Linked DNA regions of Mus musculus: region 1 is linked to region 2. Evidence: chromatin loops called from intact Hi-C (ENCODE). Cell type or tissue: gastrocnemius. All regions are shown on one strand. Links, peaks and the distances in the headings refer to the core of each region. The heading gives the core; the rest is flanking DNA.

Region 1 (10,193 bases), core at 1,508-9,507, 130 kb after region 2:
TTCTGAATCCAGAGATCTCTGTTAAATCTCTGCTATATTACCCGGCCAGCAAGCCTTCCAATCCTCAGTATCTCCTCACAGTGCTGGGATTAGAGACACACACCACTACATCCGGTTTTTACGTGGGTGTCAGGAACTTGAGCATAGCTATACATGTTTGTGCAATGTAGAGCTCCTGGCAGGGAGACATGGCAACAGGTGACTTTATGGTGGCTGATGCAGCCGTTTGTTACGTAGTGCCACCTAGAAGCAGAAGCTAGGACCAGAAGTGGCACCGAGCTCTAATCCTCAAGCCTACCCCAGTGACCATAAGTCACTCAAATAGTCCCTATGTCTACAGCTTTTTAAATCATCTCTACTGGTAGTGGACCACATGAGCTGCTGAGGGACGTTTCAAAATCAAACCATAACGCCGTTTCCAGTGGTTTTAAGTTGATGTGTTGCGACCATCCTGTGGGTGAAGGTACAGGTCTTGGTTCTTCCTCTTGGTAGATCAGGACTCCCTCAGGTGCAGACACTGGTGTGGACTTTGGTGGATTAGGATTGAGTGCAGACGCAGGGTCCTAGTGTTTCTTCTCGGTTGGCTGGGACTTCCCTGCATAGACTTCTCTGTATGCTTTTGTTTGTTTCCACTCTATTGGCCGTACTTAGAAAAAGTCCATTTGTTCCATCGTAGATTTCTCTGGAACCTGTTGAGTCTGAGTCCTGGTGATTGACAGCTGGCCACACAGCTGTTCTTGGGTTGTCTCCTGTTGATCCTGATGGAATTCTTTATATTCTAGACAGAAACTCTTCATCATCCTGTGAACTGTGGCTGTCTTTTCTAAATTTATGACTTGCTTTCTATTCTGTTTGCAGTGTCCTTTAAAGGACAGGAGTTTTTATGCTGAACAGGTCACACTCAGTGTTCTCTCTAGGGGCAACTGCACCTGACCTAGCCAACCATAGTTAGGCCTGTGATGGACCCTTTTCATATATAGCGTGAGATGGAATCTGCTTTTGTGTTTATAGCTCACTGTAAATTATTTATTTATTTTATATGTGTATAAAAGACACTAAAACCCAGTACTTAATTTATAAGCTGTAACACTGAATCGAGCAGGTTCCTACTATATTCAAACCATTTGCCCCTTGTCACCTGCTGTTTGAGGCCCACCTGGGCTGCTTTTCCATTAGCCTGTCCTCAGGGTCCACTTTTCCTGGCCATAGGCTCGTGATTCATCCAGCCTCATGGTAACTTCCTCTTCTTTCTGTCTTCTCCCTGCTACTCCGGCATCTCTCCTGAGTCACCTCACTCAATCCTCAAGTCCCGCCTTCCTTTCTCTACTGCCCAATCACATGCTCTAGCCTTTTATTAACTAATCAACTTTAAAATGGGAGCAAGGTTTACACACGAAGACCGTTGTCTATGAAAATGTACTCTGGACTGCAACTAGATCTTGGGTTGAGAATTTAGGGTTTGTATGCATAGCTCACTGCTACCTCCCCATCGATGCCAGCTTTGGCATGAGTCATCTCTGTCCTGGGCCAATCAGCAGTCTTGGTTTTCAGTGTCTTAGTTTGAGGAGACATAGGTACCCTTTGTTCTTCTTATTTGATGTTTCGGTTAATCTTGGCTTTTTGCTCTAATAAGAAAATACTAAGCCAGGCATGGAGGCGCACGCCTTTAATCCCAGCATTTAGGAGGCAGAGGCAGGTGGATTTCTGAGTTTGAGGCCAGCCTGGTCTACAAAGTGAGTTCCAGGACAGCCAGGGCTACACAGAGAAACCCTGTCTCGAAAAAAAAACAAAAACAAAAACAAAAACCAAAAAAAAAAAGAAAAGAAAAATTACTGAATACAGTCATCTGTTTCCGTAAGACTTTGGGGCTGGATGGCCCAGCAGTTAGAGCACTTGCTGTGCTTCCAGAGGACCTGGTTCAGTTCCCAGTGTCTATATTGTGGTTCATAATCACCTGTAGCATTAGCATCAGGGTTTAGCATCAGCACCTACATACATGTGACATACATACATTCTGTCTCTGTCTCTGTCTGTCTCTCTCCCTCTCCCCCTCCCTGCCCCCTCACACACACACACAAATAAGTAAATAAACAGGTAAGAATAAAAGTAGTTCTTAAGAAGAAAAGGCGTACTTGTTGGAATATGCTGTGTCTTTGGCTACAGGTGATCAGGCAGATCCTAGAAGATCATTACAGATGATCTTTTAGACTGTGATCATTTAAAATGCCTGTCAGGATATGATAGCTTTCTTGATAAAAGTGTAAGTTTCTTAATTTTCTTACTTGAGTATTCGGGAAGGACGTTCTCCAGACTCTTGTGGATTCTAATAGTTCCTCAGGGTGTAAAGTTGCTTCTCATTTGCAGACGAGCATTTTCGTTTCTTCTTTTCTCGCTTGTGCCTTGTATGTGTTGTTCTTGTTTTCCACTGCTGGCCTTTAAGAGAAGGAAACAGTAACTGGGCCCCCTTGTCTCTTTTGTGGCTTCCTGAGGAATACTCAGTCCTGTGGAGTCTGCAGGAGGCTTTTTGTGAGGAGGGGGAGGATGGAAACAATTATTTATCAAATTAAGAACTGTTCCTGCTTTATATCAGAGAATCATGATGAGGTACTGGCCTTCTAAAGCCTTTGTTTCGTTGTGTGTTAGATCTGTTACTGCTTGTTTTTGTTTGTATGTTAAAATTATGAGTAGATGTTGACTTTTCTAAAGTCCTTGGTTTGATGTATTTCTGTTAAGATGGTAGAATCCCTATTCTCCCTTAACTTATAAGGGACGGCATGATATCCTGTGACTCTGTATTAAATGCCACACACCTGTTCTTGAGATGGCTTATTTATCTCTGTGTATCGTCTGTTTCACACATGGTTTAATTCAGCTGGCTGGCTGGTTTTGTTTGTTTGTTTGTTTGTTTGTTTGTTTGTTTTAAAATCTGTGTTCCCTGTTGAGATTTTCCTGGATTTTTCTCTGTTCCAAGTAATCAATATTCTGTGGCTTGAGAAAACGAGTAGGGAATTTCCTTCTTGTCATAGGCTCTCAAGTGGTATTTATAAGACTCGAAGCATTGGATTGCCCAGGGCAGGGCAGACTGTTGTGTGAGGTCTCTGACTGCTGGTTTAGGGTCTTTCTTGGGTAGAAGTAGGTGTTCATTTTTTTCTGACCTTTTGAAGATTTCAATAAAGGTTTTGAAATTGTTGATACCTGTTGTTCAAAATACCTCCCTTGCCACCATGTGAGTCTAGGGAATGGTAGCAGTATATATTGTTCTTGGAGTTGAGCACACAGGCCTTCTTTGTTTTCTTAGTTATTACAGTGAGGGGTATGTGTGCCTTTTATCAGTCTTGTCAGGACTCCAGCTTTGATCTTTGAGGTCCTTCAAAAGGTAGGCAGGACAGTGACACATAACATATGCTGTGAGTGCTCTGTGCAGCAGTGTGCCCCTTACACGATGCTGGGAGCAAGGGTGTTTTCTAGCTAAACACAGTATTGTTAAATTGCCAGGGGTGTCACCCTCCTGTTCCACAGACTGGTTTATACAGAGCCTACACTCACACATCGCTCCAGCCATCCCACAGAATCTGCCCAAGCTCACTCCTGTGCGCACTCCCTAGTCTGACTCGCCGCTCAGTGTGTGCTGCTAGCATTCTGGTCCCCAGGTTCTCCTTGACTCTGGCTGCTTTAAAGTGAAGTTTTAACTTACTCATTTCTGTTGGTGAGTTAGACCAGTTTGGATCAGTCTTTAAAGGCATTAGTAGGCCTTCTTTTGTGGAATGCTTTATTAACTATACAGACAGTGAGCAGTCTAGAGCCTTCTGCTGGATTGGCTCTTGTCTCGAATTGCCAGGATTGATGAGCCATTATGGTGTGCTCTTGCTAGCCATGTCCTGCTTTATGCTCCTTCCTGTTGGTGTTGTGTAGTCTGGTTCCCACCGATGTGTCTCACAGATGTGCTTCCCCAGCGCTGGTGTCATTCAGAGCTCAATCACTGCCTCTCCACTGATGTTCTTCCTTTCTTCTTCCCTCCCTTCTTTTCTTTTTAGCTTTATCTTTCCCAGAATGCACTGTAGTTGGTGTCATCTATAAATATCCTTTCAGAGCGACCTCGCTTGCCTGGCCAGTTGGACTCAAGGCTCTTTCTCCACGGCTAGACAGCTAGGTCTCCACGTGTACTATTAAGCCTCCTGATTCTCTCCTCAGTTATGAACAGTGCTGTTCACACATTTTGAGACAGGTTTTCACACAGCCCAAGCTGGCCTTGAACTTGTGGCTCTTTATGTCTCTGACTTGGGATTCTTTAGGTTGCTGGTGCACATGGTCAGAACGTAATTAGCTTTGTAAGAATTGCCGACCTTTGTTATGAGCTGTCTGTGTGGTTTGCATTTCCACCAGTGCTCCCTGTGTTGGCAGGATCAGCATTCTGGACTATAGTCACTCTGCAAAAGGTGTCAAAAATGTGTCGTCTTGTCTTGTTGCCAGTGAGTTTACAATTTAATAGTCTGACCTGTGACAGAGTAGTGCTCAGCATATCTTCATATCCTGGCTCTGGTCCACTGTCTATCTTGCTAACGTGTCTGCTTGGGTCTGTTTTACTCTGCTAGGCAGAAGCACAGCCTGTGTGCTGAGCCACATCCCGGCTCACCTGCCCTCTTGAAGATGAAGCTTCCTTCCTTGTTGAGCGTTAATAATCCTGTGGACCTTTTAGACCTTGGTCCTGTGTCAGATATGTGTTTTGTAGATATTTGAACTTGTGGCTTGTCGTCTTCGGTAATAGTGGACATGGTTTTTATCACTGGAAAGCTCAGACCAATCACTCTCTACATGCCCAGGTTCTGATTTAGGTTCCTTGCTTCTTTGTGAGTTTATGTCTGAATTAAGAAAGCAGATTGAAGTCTGCCTTACACAGAGGTGCAGCTATAACTGAAGGCTGGTCCAGGTGACGGTGGTTCGTTCACTGCAGATTCACATAGAACGCATGTGACTGTGTTAACAGGCACCATGAGCAGAAGAACCCTGGGGATGTGTGTCCACACCTCATATCAGTTTGAAAGTACAGCAGAACGGGCAGAGGGGAAGGGGGAAACAAATCTCCCCCTTGCTGGATGTCTGACGTCTGTCTTTCCAGGAGTCACTAAGTTAGAGCGAATGCTGAAGATTGATAGTTAAACTTTTCAAAAGGAAAAACTCCAGGGAGAGCATAGTTTTTCCTGTTTTAGTGGAAAGGATCTGCGCAGTGTCATTGGCCACCCTGATATCTTAAACAGTGCTACAACATTTACCCAACAAGTGTCAACCACAGTCAAAGGGGAACATGGGCTGGACATGTGAACTCTCTACTCTGGAAGCTGGAACAAGAGGATTGAGTTTGAGGCCAGGCTGGACTACATAGCAAGGTCATGACTCAAAGCCTTTACTCCAACCCCAGTCACAGTAGCACTGTGGTGGCCCGCATGTAGAAGTGGACATGGAGGGTGTGGCTGACCCTAACCTAGCCAGGTGTCATTTTGTCAGTCACAGACTTTCTGATCCTTGAGTGTACCCAAAGCCAGCTCCTTCTCCTCCTGAGTCCTCTGTAGCTTTCCTGTGGTCTCTGTGTTGTGTCTGGTTCTCTGTGGCAGCAATGTCATTGTGTTCTGAGTCCTAGACAATTACTAGTCTGTCTCTGGTGGACAGTCATACGAAAATAGTAAATCTATGGAAAAAAAATCAAATCAACAGGACAATGAAGTGGGGGAAATTAAGACAAGACAAAAGAGATTTCTGCATCTGAGACTGGCTTCACAGGTGCTGCGGCTTGGGGGTTCAGAGCACAGTGACATTGCTGTAAGCAGAGCCGGCCTTTGAAGGCTGAGGTTCAGTCTAAATGTAAACAAATAAAAGGACTAAAATTGCTCTGAACTAAAATGTAAAGCCGAGAAACTCACACTCAGTGCATCAAGAGAGGCAAGCTGAGATGAAGCCTGCTCTTCTAGGTGAAGTGGGTCCAGCTATACAGGCAAGAAAGTCACTTGGCTCTGTGCTGGGTGCACAAGCAAAGATCAAAAATAGCTTCTGTCGTGCTGGACTCTGTAGAACACAGGAAAAGGCTCGCTGAGTGGAAAAACCCTTCTCTGCCAGAAATGCCTTCAAATGCTGGACCTGCTTGCTCTCTTCAGTGTCTGTCTCACCCAGTATCTCTCTCAGAGTTTGACTGCTCTGGACATAAGGAGATAAAGCCTCATGGAGACCACACTAAAAGTAAAGATTAGATTGTTTCCTGTTAGGTGCTGTTTTAAATCAAGTTAAAGAGAAACCTGCTGATTGTGTAGTGACAAGTGAAGTGATGCAGGAAAGATGGACTGACCCTTTAAGAGTGGACCAGCAGCGAGCTCCCTTCCTTCCCAGGGACCCCCCCTGCAGGAGTCAAGTCAGCACCAAGTGGAGCCTTCCACTGAGGGAGATGGGAGACTGTGTCTACACTAAGGTTTAAAGGGGACAGAAAACAAGGTGGTGTGCTGGAGGAAGGAGTGTGGCCAGGTGGCTTCTAGGATCCCTCCCCCTCTGTTGCCTGAGAGATGGATTTGAGAAGACAGCAAGAAAGCCAGCATAAGGTAAAAATGGTGATATACTAAACACTGCCACCAAGGTGAGCTTGCATGTTGAGGCCGTCAGTGGAGGGCAAGGTGATGGACTGAGGACAGATGGACAGAGCAGCTGAGGCCTGGAGCGTGACCGGGATGAAGCGACAGGAAGAAGGGGCTGATGTCACCTGCTGGCCTGGGCTGTGAGTGTGTGCCTGTGAGAAGCGTGAGAAGTGGTATTGGGTCCCCAGCTTATGATGACTAGGCCTGAAGAAAGCGTGAGGTCTGGGAGCCAGAGCAAGGCCCCCGGAGGTGCTAGTGGGTCTTTGGAACATAAGTAAAGATGGGCCCTGTTGTGAGTCGTCGTCTCTGCTTCTACCTGACCTGTCTTGTGGTTAAATAACCATGAGCTCCACAAACAACTTACAGATACTGTTCTTATGACTACACATATAAGCACATGCACACACATACACAGCACATGTAGTTTTTGTTTTTCACAGGTATCTAGATGCTACCTACCTCTTTGTCTGGTATGGAACAGACAGCTGCTGCTTCTATTGAAAGGCAGATTGTTTAGGTTTTAAAACATGCACTTGGTGGAAAACATTGTGACTTTCATAATTGCATTATTCTCACCGATATCGTTTGTTGAAATTGTTACTTTGGGGGAGTCCAGGAAACGACAAAAGCCTTCATTTCACTGTGAACTTGACCCTCTCTTTTTAGAATTTCTAGCGTCTTACATTTGCTTATAGTAGTTGAAGGCCATCAGCAAAAATGCTGTTTCTTTAGAGAAAGCCTGGAAACCTTAGGCTACTTCTTTTCTTTATAAATTTATAAAGAAATTCCTCGGTGCTGAAAGGTATAGTTACCTTCACCCACATTTTGAACTTTTTAATAAAATGTTTCTAGAGCCACTAAAAATTCAACATTTGTAAAACAGTCGATGTAGCATTCTTCTGATTGCATGAGAAGGGGTCTAGGAACTGGGTAGCTGCTGTGTGGGATTAAGCTACCTCAGTGCCCCCTCCCCCATGTTCTCTCAGCAGACCCTCACTTTCCCCACCTCTTCCGAGTTGGTTCCCCATCCTGCTCTCTGGTCTGAAGCTGTGGCCTTTCCTGCTCGTTTTGGCTCGTTTGGTTCACCTTCACGGGCTTAGCTGACAGCCTCACCCATCTCCTTTGGCCCTTCCCTCACTGCTGGCCTTCCTGCTGGGTATCTTGGTCATGTGAGACCTTTGTGGATGCTGTGGTCTGTTATTCTTCACGCCTGATTTGTTGTTTTTTAAGTGAATGATATCACTGTTCATATCTTAAATAGCTTGCTTTCCCATTCCTTCTGAATGTCCCAAGCTTCAGTTTCCAGGTATTTGAGTGTTTATTAGCCAGGTGTATAGCTACTGCATGGTAATGGTGTGTTTTATGTATTTAATACTGATTTCACATGGGATCATTATAACATTGATTGTTCTTGGAATTCTTGGGTATGTGGTTAGAAACATTCTAATTCTTCTTTGGTTCCCTTAGAGCCACAACAGCTGCAAATCCCAGCCGTGTTGAATGTAGAACATGTGTTTACATGGAACAGTACATAGGAAAAGGTCACCTGACACTTGGGAGTTACTGTCCTAGCTTTGTATCTGTGGCAGGCACCTGAGACAATCAGCTTGCTTGCTTGGTTCTGTGCCAGAATACACCAATACAGCATGGCAGGACCATTGACAGAGAGATCCATGCCCAGGAATGAAAAAGGAGCTCAGGACCGCACACTCTCCCACTGGCCCAAGACCAAGGAACATTCTAGATCCAAACTCTAGTACTTTGAGCATGGTAAAACCTGTGAACTTGCTCCCCATCTCTCTCTCTCTCTCTCTCTCTCTCTCTCTCTCTCTCTCTCTCTCTCTCTGTGTGTGTGTGTGTGTGTTCGGAGGTTTATTTCCTGAGCAAACTGTCTCTTGAACCACATTTCTCATTGTTCCGATCTTAGAAAATTATTTTGGCACAGACAAGGTCTTGTATTTTGCCGGCTTGTCTCAAATCCGCTGTTCCCCTGTGTTATTCTCAAATCCCAGTGTTACAGTGAAGAACTCCCTGCCTCACTGGTTACAGTGAAGAACTCCCTGCCTCACTGGTTACAGTGAAGAACTCCCTGCCTCACTGGTTACAGTGAAGGGTGCCCTGCCTCACTGATTACAGTGTTTTGTGTAGTTTTGAGTTTATATAAGCGTTATCAAGAGTGGTCCAGCTGACCTTTTTATTCAGGTTTGTGTTTCTGTTGCGGTTGATTCTGTCAGGCTGAGAGTCGACTTGAAATGCTCTATGGCTCAATGATCCTTTTCCCTGTTGCTGACACCTGTATTGTTTCTAGTTTTCTTCTCTTTATAAAGAATCTTTCTCTCACTATATTTGTGCTGAATGTTTAAAAAAAAAGTCTAAGAGGAGGATAGAAAAAAGAACATGTATTTTATGTCAGTCCATGGTGGCTTTGCTGTACTGTCTCAGCTGAACTAGACTCTGGCCCACCATCCTGGCAATTTGTAGGCTGTCTAACTCATGTTTCCAGCACATGCCAAAGCAGGCTTTGGGAACTACACAAGAGTGTACTGCTTAGAAATTAGGGCTTTTTGAGGCTAGAGAGATGGCTCACTGGTTAAGAATATGGGCTGCTCTTTCAGAAAACAAAGGTTTGAGTCCCAGCACCTAACAATGGTTTGTAACTCCATTTTCAGGGGGAATCTGCTGCCTTTTTCTACTCTGAGTACTGCATACACACAGCTGTGCGTGTAGACAGGACACCTTTACATGTAAAAATAAAATCAAAATAGTTCTCAAAAAAAAGAAAGAAGGAAAGACAGACCAGAGCTTTCTATAGAGCCAGGAATTTTCTTTAAGTAAGTATTGTGTGTTTTAAGAAATGTTTGTCTTTGCATGCGGATGGTAGCACTCACAGTTTCTGTAGCAAATTGGCATTTTCCACCTTACGGATGCTGTAGAAATGTGACAGTCTCGAGCTGAATCAGGAGAGATAAGATCGGGTCAAGGCTGGTGTGAGCCTACTGATGGAGAAGGGTCTGCCTTCAGCTGTAAGCTCACAGTGAGCTGACTGAACTCAGTGGTACTTCTTTATCATGTTTAGGGGAGGGAGAGCCTCTGCTGCCTTGTGTCAGTCAGGGGAGCATCATTCTAGCTGCTGTAGAACCCCAGCTCTGACAGCCTGGTGCTTCCCAGTTGAAAGCTGTAGAGAAGTGTCTGTAACACTGTGGTCCCTTTCAAGGCATTGGACAGCCTCGTTGACAAGTAGTGTTTAGGGTCTGCTGGAAATTGGGCAGTAAGTTGGTCCTAATATGAGGTAGGTGGAGGTCACGGATGTGCGGCAGGAACTGAGTAAACTCCCTGAAAGTTCAGGGAGGAGGGGACCGCCCAGAGACAGAAGCCCTGTCCTGGGCCACAGGGTGTCAAAGAGCAGCCTGATATCTGAACGGCACAGAGGGATCAGAGCCTCATGGTCCCACTCAGATGTTGAAGCTAAAAGATTGCCCTGGAAGAAGCAGAAAGAAGTGCTACCACTATAGCATGAGCTGGGGGTGGGGAGATGGGAGGAGCTAGAGGATGGGGAGGGGAGGAGAGGAGGAGTGGGAG
Region 2 (10,193 bases), core at 1,128-9,127:
TATGTAGTGCTGAGGTTCAAACCCATGCCTTCGTGCACACAACGCAAGTACCCTGTTGTCCTCAGCACCCACTCCTCTCCCCTTTTCATTTGGAGTTCTGGGACTTGAACCTAGGCCTCACATATGCTAGGCCTGTCCTGCACCATGGAATTAAACCCTCGCCCTGGGTCATTTATTTATTTATTTATTTACAAAACAGTTCATTTATTTTGATTTCATGTACATTGGTGTTTTGCCTACATGTGTGAGAAAGTTGGAACAGGGGTTGCAGACAGTCGTGAACTGCTATGTGGGAATTGAACCTGGGTCCTCTGGAAGAACAGCCAGTGCTCTTAACCACTGAGCCATTTCTCCAGTCCTGCCTGTGTCATTTTTTATTTTCTCCTAATGCTGTGTCTGCAGTGGGCATAGATTGTACGTTTACGATTCAACCTTCAGGGATCTAGAGGAGGAAGGAGGGCTGGCAGGGTCAGCAGCAAGCAGCACCTTTACTCGCTGAACCACGCGTAGCTGTGTCTCTGTGAGTGTATGTACACACGTGCATGTGCTCACGATGAGGGCCCTGGGCCCTCAGAGCTGGACTTACAGGAGTTGGCAGGGTCCCCAGCTTGTTTGGTGAATGCCGGGATTGTATAGCAAGTGCTATCAAACAACTTTCCAGCCTCCCTCCTTCTCCCTTCCATCTTCTTTCCTTAAAAATTAATTTTGAATCTGAGTGTAGTGATACATAGCTTTAATCCTGGCACTCAGAAGACTGAGGATCTCTGTGAGTTCCAGACTAACCTAGTCTACATGAGTTCCAAGACAATCAGGACTACATAGAGAGACCTTGTCTCAAAAAAAAAAAAAAATCAAAAGAAAACATTTTTGGAGTCAGGTACCTTGTAGTTAGGCTGGTCTCAAACTCAGTATGTAGATGAAGGGAACTCTTCGGTTTCCACCTCCTGTGTGCTGGGATTATAGGTGTACTTCACCACGCCCGGTTTGCTCTGTTAATGCAGTGACTCTGTGATGTTACAGTTATGAGCAAATCTTCAAAGCAATGTGGCTAGTAGGTACAGTTTTCTCAATAACAGGCATTTTTTCACTATAGTTCCCAAACTAGATAAGAGTGACCCCCCCAATAAAAATGAAAATCAAGTTATTTCTGTTTATCAAGACCTACATGGTCACTGTTTAAAAATCAAAAGGACTAGATCCATCATTGAGGGTAAAAAAAAAAAAAAACCCACAGGCATAAATACCCTTATGTATTAATATGGGCAGTAGGGAGGGGAAGCAGACACTCGGGCTCAGCGGCCTGTGTTTTCCACTGAAGGTGATGCAGAGCCTGTCACCCACTTCCCTTCCTCTTTGCACTTCTCTGTCAACAAAACATCTGACCTGCAGAGGAAGGTGGCTTGGGATTCTGCTAAAAACAGTAATGATGATCAGACACCATTACCTCCTATCAAGGTACCAACTACCTTGTATCTATTTTAGTTTCTTCTAAACTAAGCACAGATTTCTCTGCAGAGGCCTGGAGCTGGCCAGTCTCCGGTGTGGAAAACAAGAGCTCAGCGAAGCACCAGGGCTCCTCGACTTCCCTGATCTCCAGCCTTGCTCCTGATTCTTGATGACAAAACACATTCTCTGCCCTTGATTGATTTACTGGAGCATCTGCAATATCGGAGAATGACTTGGCCTGGCCTGCCGTCCTGTGCACAGGGTGTCTTTGTTGGGATGGCCTTCTGACTTGAGAGAAGGGTCTCTCGGTTGCAGCAGGCTTCTGCCATGCTAAAAAGTGCTGAAAAGACAGCCACAGCAGTTCTTTCTGGGAAAGGCTGTTTGTCTGAGTCTCTCACCCAGACTGCCTGTCCTGTGCGCCCTCTTCCCCTTCCCGCTGGCTGATATAATGCACAACCAACATTCTCAGGGGCTTGTCTTTGTACTCTTCCTCACTTTACTATGTCTTTGGCATCAGGTTGTCAAAATTCCAAGGATGTGTGTGTGTGTGTGTATTCACGTGTATACATGATTTTCTTTCTCTGTGTCTCTGTCTCTGTCTGTCTGTCTGTCTGTCTCTGTCTGCCTGTCCATCTGTCTTTGTCTCTCTGTCTCTCTCTGTGTATAAGGTATGGATGCTAGAGGGCAGAGGACAGGTATTATTTGCCTTGTTTTTGATAGGATCTCTCACTGACCAGTAACTAGGCTGCCTGGCTATCAAGCCCTAGAGATCTGCCTGTTTCTACCATCCTAAGCACTGGGATTATAACCATATAATGCCTCTCCCACACAATTTTTTTTTTTGAGGTAGGGTCTCATTACTCCTAGGACTGCCAGGCCTGGAACTCACTACCTAGACCAGGCTGACCTTGAACTCACAGAGAGTGGTGAGATTAAAGGCATGTGCTACTCTGTCCAGCATGTTTAAAACAAAACAAAACACAGGAGTTGCTGGGGCTGAAACACAGGCTCTCGTGCTTATAGGAGAAGCTCCTTCCAGACTGGACTGTCTCCTCAGCCTGGCAGTGAGTGTTTTAGGGCTGGTGAGGGGTGATGGGGTCCACCGTGTGAGATGAGGTCCCTCTCCTTTTGTCTGGCAGGTCAGTGGTATTTCCTCTAGTTTGAGGTCAGAGCTGGGCCCAGCAGCCCTTCCTCTCTTCCTGCTAGTCTGCAGCCTGACATTGTCCATGAGCAATCGGTTTCAGAGGCACTCAGCTTGTAAGCACCTTTATTCATGTAGGCAGAGACTGTAATAGACTGTAGGGGAAGGAGGTTGTCCTCAGCTTCCACGTCCAATTTCATAGCCTGACTCAGACCAGATTTTACACATGTCTGGAAATGGGTAACACATGTTTTCATTATTAAATGGTTTCGGTGAGCAGCTTTATGGAAGCCTGTGTCCCTGCTGATAGATGATGGCAGGATACTGAAATGGGAACCACAGGCCCAAGTGGCCAAATGATCACATGCTGTGGAGAATGGACTGTCCTGGCAGAAATGTCAACCCTTTAGTTTTCTTCAGCCTGTCATTTGCTACAGAGGCTCTGCCTTCTGAAAGCCCCCGAGGTTTCCTAGGGTTTGTCAGAGACTTGAATAGAAGTGTCCAGGACACAATGGAAGAGTGTTTCTTTTAAGTGAAAGAAATCTGGCACATCCTTCAACTTTCAGGTTGGGAACTGGGCTGTCAACCTGTCCTTCCTGGCTTTCCCACGAGTCACAGATTTGTTCCAAAGTGTCACCTTCATAGTCTGCATGTTATAGGTATAGAGACTTCAGGGAGAGGCTTTGTCAGAACTTCAGGAATTAGTGGTGCCCTGGGAAATTAAATGTTATTTATTTATTCATTTACTTATTTACTGATTGATTGAGTATTGTTGTTCTGAGCTAGAATCTCATGAAGCCCATTTTTCCCTGTAGCCAAGGATGGCTCTAAACTTCTGAACCTTCTGTCTCCACCTCGCAAGTGCTAGAATTGCATATGTAAGTCTCAATATCCGCTTCTGTGTGTTGTGTTTTGTTGTGTTTGTTTGGTGTGCGTGTGTATCGTGTGTATGTGTATTGTGTGTTGTATGTGTGTATGGTATGTTTTGATTGTGTGATTGTGTGTGTGGTGTGTGTTTATGGATGGTGTGTATTGTACTTGTGTGGTACGTGTACCAGTGTGTGCGCCACACGTGTATGTATGTGTGTATAGTGTGTGTGTTGGGCATGGGGGGAATGAAGCTCAGCTATTGGAGGAGACTTTGGAGAGAGTCTTGTCTCCTGTCCGTAGCTCTGACTACCTTTATCTCTCATTAGGGTTCTCTCAGTAAATAAAACAAATTCCAAATCTGTCTTCCTACATCATCTCCCATGATTCAGGAGTCTAGAGCAGTGGGCTCCTTTGTTACCTTTTTAAAATTTATTCATTTTTTTTTTTGAGACAGGTTTTCTCTGGCTATCCTGGACTCACTTTGAAAACGAGGCTGTCCTTGAACTCACAGAGATCTGCCTACCTCTATCTCCCAAGTGATGGAATTAAAGGCATGCACCACCATGCCTGCCTCTTCTTCCTTATTTTTGTATGTAAACTCACATGTGCTACGTGTGTGGGTAGGCCAGAGGTCAACCTCAGGTGTTGTTCCTAAAGATGTGCCCAACCTTTTAAATGATTTATTTTATGTGTGCATCTGTGTGTGTTACATACATGTGAATACACATGTGTGTAGATACCCACAGTGGCCAGTAGAGGGTGTCAGATGCCCTGGAGGTGGAGTTACATATGTTTGTCTGATGAGCTAGGGGTCCAGTCACATTTTGTTCATTTTTATATAGGGTCACTCACAGGCTTGAAACTTGTAATTTGGATAGGCATGCCTGTTTGTGTATGTGTGTATAAATGTTTACATGTATGAATACAAGTGTCATAGCACATATGTGGAAGTCAGAGGACAACCTTGGCATTGGTCCTTGCCTTCCAGCTTGGTTCCAGGGTCTCTTGTTATTCCAGGGTCTCTTGTTATTCTTGTTCCAGGGTCTTTTTATACTAGGTTCACTGGCCTTCCAGTTTCTGGGAGCTCTCTGCAGCCTAAGGTTGGAGGGATCACCATGTGTGTATGGCACCAGTGGGCATCAGGACTACAAAGTAAAGTGTCAAGGGATACTTTGGGACAAGGTGGAAGCAGGAGGTGCTATGATTTCTTCTATAGATTCTAGAAATTCTAAAGCCCCTGCTGGTAGTGGTGGGGAGGGGCTGGTGGTAATGGGGACACTCGATTTTGGTGCACTGCTCTGAGACTAGGAGGATAATGGGCTCTGTGTGATACTGTAACCTCAGGAATTCTTGGGGGGTGATAACTAAACAGCAGGAAACACTTCCCACATGCTTGTGAGAGGGATCTGAGATTGCAGCCTGGACTCTCAGATGCTAGCAGGGTTGTGTTAGGGACTGTCACATTGTGTCCAACCCTGGATCTACTCTGAGGAACACATCTGCAGATTAACCCAGGCTTTAGTGGTAAGGCCTACAGTTAGTAGACTACATTGGAGTTGTGGGACCTGTTAGCATTCTGTCTAAATTCCACCCCACACTTACCTGGCAACAATCAGGTAGGCCTGACCCACTATAAAAGGGGCTGTTTATCCCTTTCATCCCTCTCTTACTCTTGCTTTTGATCTCTTGCTTCTCTCCTGCTCTTGCTCTCTCCTACCCCTCTCCCTTCCCTTCCCTCTCTCTCCATGTGCTCAAGGCCATGGCTCACCTCTACTTCTCTACTCTATCCTTCTCTCTCCCTTTCTCTGCCTCTACTACCCTCTTAACTCCCCTCCCCATGCCCTGAATAAACTCTACTCTATACATGTGGCTGGTCTCTCAGGGGGAAGGAATGCCTCAGCATGGGTCTACGGAGGAACCCCCTTTCCCCATTCCTCCCCCTCCCCCCATAGAACATATTTTTTCTGTCTTTATCTTTTTATAAACATACCAGGATCAGTCAGAGCTCACTCTCAGTGGTGGCTTGCAATGCCTTCACATCTTGTTTGTTTGTTTTTCAAGGCAGGATTTCTCTCTGTAGCTCTGGTTGTTCTGGAACTACTAGCTCTGTAGACCAGGCTGACCTCCAACTAACAGAGATCCTCCTGCCTCTGCCTCCAGAGTGCTGGGATTAAATACCAGGCCCAGCTTTCAACCCTTCTCTTAAAGTGGATTTTTTTTTTTTTTTAAAGAAAGGGTCTTATTTTGTAGCTTAGGCTGGCCTGGGCATCTTTACAAGCTAAATTTTTATCCTTTTAGTAATATTCTTTAATATTATCCAAACTTTATGGTTCAGGAACCTAAGACTGAGAAAATGCAGCTTGAAATTAGTAACATTGACTAACAGAGGCTCCCCTAACACCAAAGCTGAAGGTGGGCTCAGTTGTTGACTGAACTCTAGCTAAAGGTTAAGAGTGTTTCACTAACCGGGGCGGTGGTGGCCAGCCTGGTCTACAAAGTGAGTTCCAGGACAGTCAGGGCTATACAGAGAAACCCTGACTTGAAAAACCAAAAAAAAAAAAAAAAAAAAAAAAAACAAAAAAAAACCAAAAAACAAAAAAACAAAAAACCAAAAACCAAAAAAAACCAAAAAGTGTCTCACTCGCACCCTGGTTACGAAAGGCTGGCACCTCGTTACATTTACTTTATATTTCCATTGCACCAAAGCAGTTCTCAGAGTGTGTCAATATCTGAGATTTACTGAACTGAACCAGAGAAGTCAACAGCAGGGAGGCTTGCTTCTGTGGGCAGCTTTAGACGTTTGCACATGAAACTGTAGCAAAATAAGAATATACTGTTCAGGAAATAAAGTATATCAGACAAAAAATTCGTAATCGATGAAATCGGTCTCTTTTAAAAGTGGAAATATCAAAAGAAAGTCCCGATAGTCTTATGTGTCTAATATCAATGGTCTTTTCTGAGGCTTTTTAAAAATACCACCTTTTAAAATCATGACGAAACCAAGTGGTTTCTTTCTTTAATATCAAGGCACGAAGCTTTGTTTGTAGTAGCAAAAAGCTTTTAAAAATAACTGAACGGACATAGTTTCAATCGCAAATGGTCTATTTTACTAGTGGAGATCAACTAAGGAGAAAAGACGTGGTAACCTCGGTAACGGCGTGGGGGAAGGGAGGACGGAACACCGAGCTCTACGCCCTAGCAGGGGTAGAGCGGTGAGAACGCTCGAAGAGGTTTGGCTTATTGGACGCGCCGTAGATAGCGGTGCATGCTGGGCCTTGGCAATATGGCGTCCTCCTTGATGTGCTGATGAGAGGAGTTTTCACTGTGGCTCCAGAGCAGAGGGCAAAACTCCCCTGACCTAATAAGCCCAGTGTCCCTGTGCTGTCCGCGGGCCCGTGTCGCGTGTGTATCGGGACTCGTTCCTGGGTAGGAGAGAGCCACGAAGCAGAAGGCCAGCACGGGCCTGGCCGCGCGGCCCGGTGGCTGAGGAGCCCGGCTGCGGACGGGCACGATGGGCCGGTCCTGGCTCAGGTTGCAGCCCCTCAGGCGAGTGCGGGACCCGCAGGGCTGAGAGCCGCTGGGCGAGCCCCGAAGCCCCCCGATCCCGATCCCTTGAGGCCTCAGCCGGGCCAGCACAGTCGGAGAAGCCGCCCTGCGAGCGGGCCGGCCTGCCCGCCGGGAGCCACTGAGGCGTTGGAGGCCGAGAGCCGGGTCATCGCCGGGCCTGAAGTCTCTCCCGCCTCCGCCAGTCCCGCTTGCCGCCCTCCTGACGGCCTGCAGAGCTGCGGGGGCCGGCGACCGGGCGCGCGTGTCGCCGCTCGTCCGGGTCCTGCGGGCTTGGGTACCCACGGGCTCGCCACCCACCCCGCCCCCTCCAACTTCGCGCTCAGAGTTCGAGATAAAGATCTCCGAGGTTTAGCCTCAATAAGGATCTTCGAACGCTCTGCCGCCGTCTCTATTCCCAGCTTCCCGTTTTCCCGTATTTTATTTTACCAGTTCTGGTCCACACTAGTTTTTAAGGCTGGAGGTTCTCGAGCGCCTGCTGCCAAGGACTCCCCCTCCCCCTCCTCCCCTGATGGAGTCGGAGATGCTGCAGTCGCCTCTTATGGGACTCGGGGAGGAAGATGAGGCGGACCTTACAGATTGGAACTTGCCTTTGGCTTTTATGAAGAAAAGACATTGTGAGAAAATCGAAGGCTCCAAATCTTTAGCGCAGAGCTGGAGAATGAAGGATCGGGTGAGTGGCTTCTCATGGCACCTTTTTGAGTTCGTAGTTTTCCAACTAAGAAAGTTCTGAGCAAGGACAGCCTTTTTAGAAGGATGCGGGTATTTCGAAGACACATGTTGCACTAAAATCCAAAAAGCTATTCCAGACTCGGGTTTTGGCTAGTCTCTTCTCACCGAGTAGCGTTAAAAACGAGTTTTAATTCAGAGGGGGGAAAAACACCAAATTAGGAACTATAGTTTCACAGATACTTATATGCCCTTTACTACACTTAGTAGCACTTAGAGAAAAGACAACTTGGGAAATAATAGTTAACGTGCTTAGTCTATTTTTGTAGTCTGCTTTTTTTCAAATAACCAGGTTGCCTGAAGTTCAGATGTCTGATAAAGTGTGTTGGAAAACAAGATGACTTGAAATGTTTAGCCAATAACAAATTCAGGCAAAGTTATTTTAAGGTTGCAGCAGGTTTCATCCCAGTCCTTTGAACATCTTGTCTGTGAGGCTGACTCCCTGTGTATGTGACTTGTGGTCACTGTAACCTGGAGATAAAATTTCCTCAGTGGAAATTAGGGAGCATGGGGTATGATGGATTGGAACCTGGGTTCAGTTTTTTGGCCGTTCTTCTGATCGTGGAGTGTCATGAGATGTTGGTAGCAAAGAAAACAGCCAGCTGTAGTGCTGTTAGTTCCTGGTCTAACAAAAGGGGAGTACTGTGTCTTGTCTGTGCACACCCATATTGTGTGTATGTGTGTTTACTGTCTCTTGTCTGTGTATACCCATAGTGTGTGTATGTGTGTTTAGTTGTTTTCTCCTCCTGGGCTTCTTTCATTTGTGTGAACTTTTCAGTATAAAAGAGGAAATTGGTGTTATAATGTGTCATTTGTTTATACTTGGTATGTTTTTACTTGAGATGATTGTTTTAAAAAGGTGTATGTTGATGAACCCTCAACATAGTTCTAGCAATGACCAGTGTTTCAGTTGTTGATTTGGCTAAATTTTATCAAAAAATTGATAAATTTTTTTGTTTTTTGATTTTTTTTTTTTTTTTTTGAGACAGGATATCTCTGTGTAACATCTCTGCCTGTCCCGAAACTCTGTAGACCAGGCTGGCCTTGAACTCAAGAGATCTGCCTGCCTCATCCTGCTGAGTGCTAAGATTAAAGTTGTGAAAATTTTTTTTGAGACAAGGTTTTATGTAGTGCAGTCCAGCTTGGTGTATAGTCAAAAGCATTTTATGCTGGGCAAGGTAAATCACTCTTGTAATCCCAACACTCTGGATCTTGAAGCAGGAGGATCACAGGTCAAGGTCAGCCCTACTACAACGTGCAAACCCTGTCTTAAACAAGGATAAAAGCAATCTAAGTTAAACTGATGGCTGAGAGAGACTGCATAAAGTCTGTTTTATGGACATGTCTAGTACTAATGAAATAAAAATAAATTTGATTGCAGTGTTTATCTAAAAATAAATTTGTTTTAGAGCAACTCTACTCCCCCCCCCCCCCATTCGATTTGGTGGAGTTCTTATTTTAAACGTTTTTTTCTCTCCTGTTCTTTTGAATGTGGTTTCTTTTGCTACCTAAACCTGTACTCAAACTGTTCAAATCACATTAATGGATATCTTTTGAACTTTTAGTTTAATACTTTTCTAGAGTCAGGGTTTTATGTAGTGCAGGCCAGCTTGGCGTGTAGTCAGAATGACCCTGAACTCATGCATCCACTTCCCAGGTGCTAGGATTATAGGTGTGCACCATGGAATTTACTCTTTTTTTTTTTAAGATTTTATTTTTTTTTTATACATATGACAAGTACACTGTAGCTTCTTCAGAGACACCAGACGAGGGCATCAGATCCCATTATAGATGGTTGTGAGCCACCATGTGGTTGCTGGGAATTGAACTCAGGACTTCTGGAAGAGCAGTCAGTGCTTTTAGCCGCTGAGCCATCTCTCCAGCCCCCTGAATTCACTCTTAAATGGTCCTAGTGATCAAGCTCAGAGTTTGTGCACGCTAAGCAACACTCTACAAACTGAGCTACATCTCCAGCCTTATTATTAAAGTGTTTTTTTCTTTTTCTTTTGCCAGGAGATAGATGGTGGCACACACCTTTAGTTCCAGTCCTTGGGAGGCAGAGGCAGGTGGATCTCTGTGAGTTCGAGGCCAATCTGGTCTACAGAGTGAGTTCCAGGACATCCAGGTGTCTACACAGTGAAACCTATCTCTGCCTCTGCCTCCTGAGTACTTGGATATGAAGGCTTGAGCCACTACCACCCAGCATACTAACTTAGTTTTAAAATGTATTTTATTTATGATTACTTATTAGTGTTCTGTCTAGTATCCTTGTTACTGGTTTCTAAAATTGTGTCACCAAAGTTGACTGACAAGCTCTTAGGAGGTTTTTGCCATCCAGCTACAGGGCACGCCCACCCTCAGTCCCTCCTCCCACAGGGCATGCCCACCCTCAGTTCCTCGAGTTCCACCTTCAGCCTGGTTCTGGTTCTTGCACCCCTTGTTT

The links. A loop is a pair of places that touch in the nucleus more often than their neighbours do. Peaks named below come from ENCODE experiments on the same cell type or tissue, not always from the same donor. Only the 100,000 strongest peaks of a DNase experiment are listed, where the experiment ranks them.
Region 1: a loop joins it to region 2, with 2.0 times the contacts of the local background. A loop is called at or near these places in 2 of 42 quality-filtered maps.

The regions. Positions count from the first base shown.
Region 1 is chr11:119,727,119-119,737,311 of GRCm38, forward strand. All of the region lies in intron 4 of Rptor (regulatory associated protein of MTOR, complex 1), which reads left to right. Among named protein-coding and RNA genes, the nearest start is that of Rptoros, 100 kb to the right of the region's middle. In gastrocnemius, for the core only: no CTCF peak of the experiment used is centred there; DNase peaks (open chromatin) are centred at 6,007 and 6,664; H3K4me3 peaks cover 719 bases; H3K27ac peaks cover 4,134 bases.
Region 2 is chr11:119,596,278-119,606,470 of GRCm38, forward strand. It overlaps Rptor (regulatory associated protein of MTOR, complex 1), which reads left to right and starts at 6,628. Exons shown (of 34, transcript NM_028898.3): 1 at 6,628-7,694. The coding sequence starts at 7,533. In gastrocnemius, for the core only: a CTCF peak has its summit at 4,198 (motif pointing right); DNase peaks (open chromatin) are centred at 6,680, 7,024 and 7,491; H3K4me3 peaks cover 2,484 bases; H3K27ac peaks cover 1,717 bases.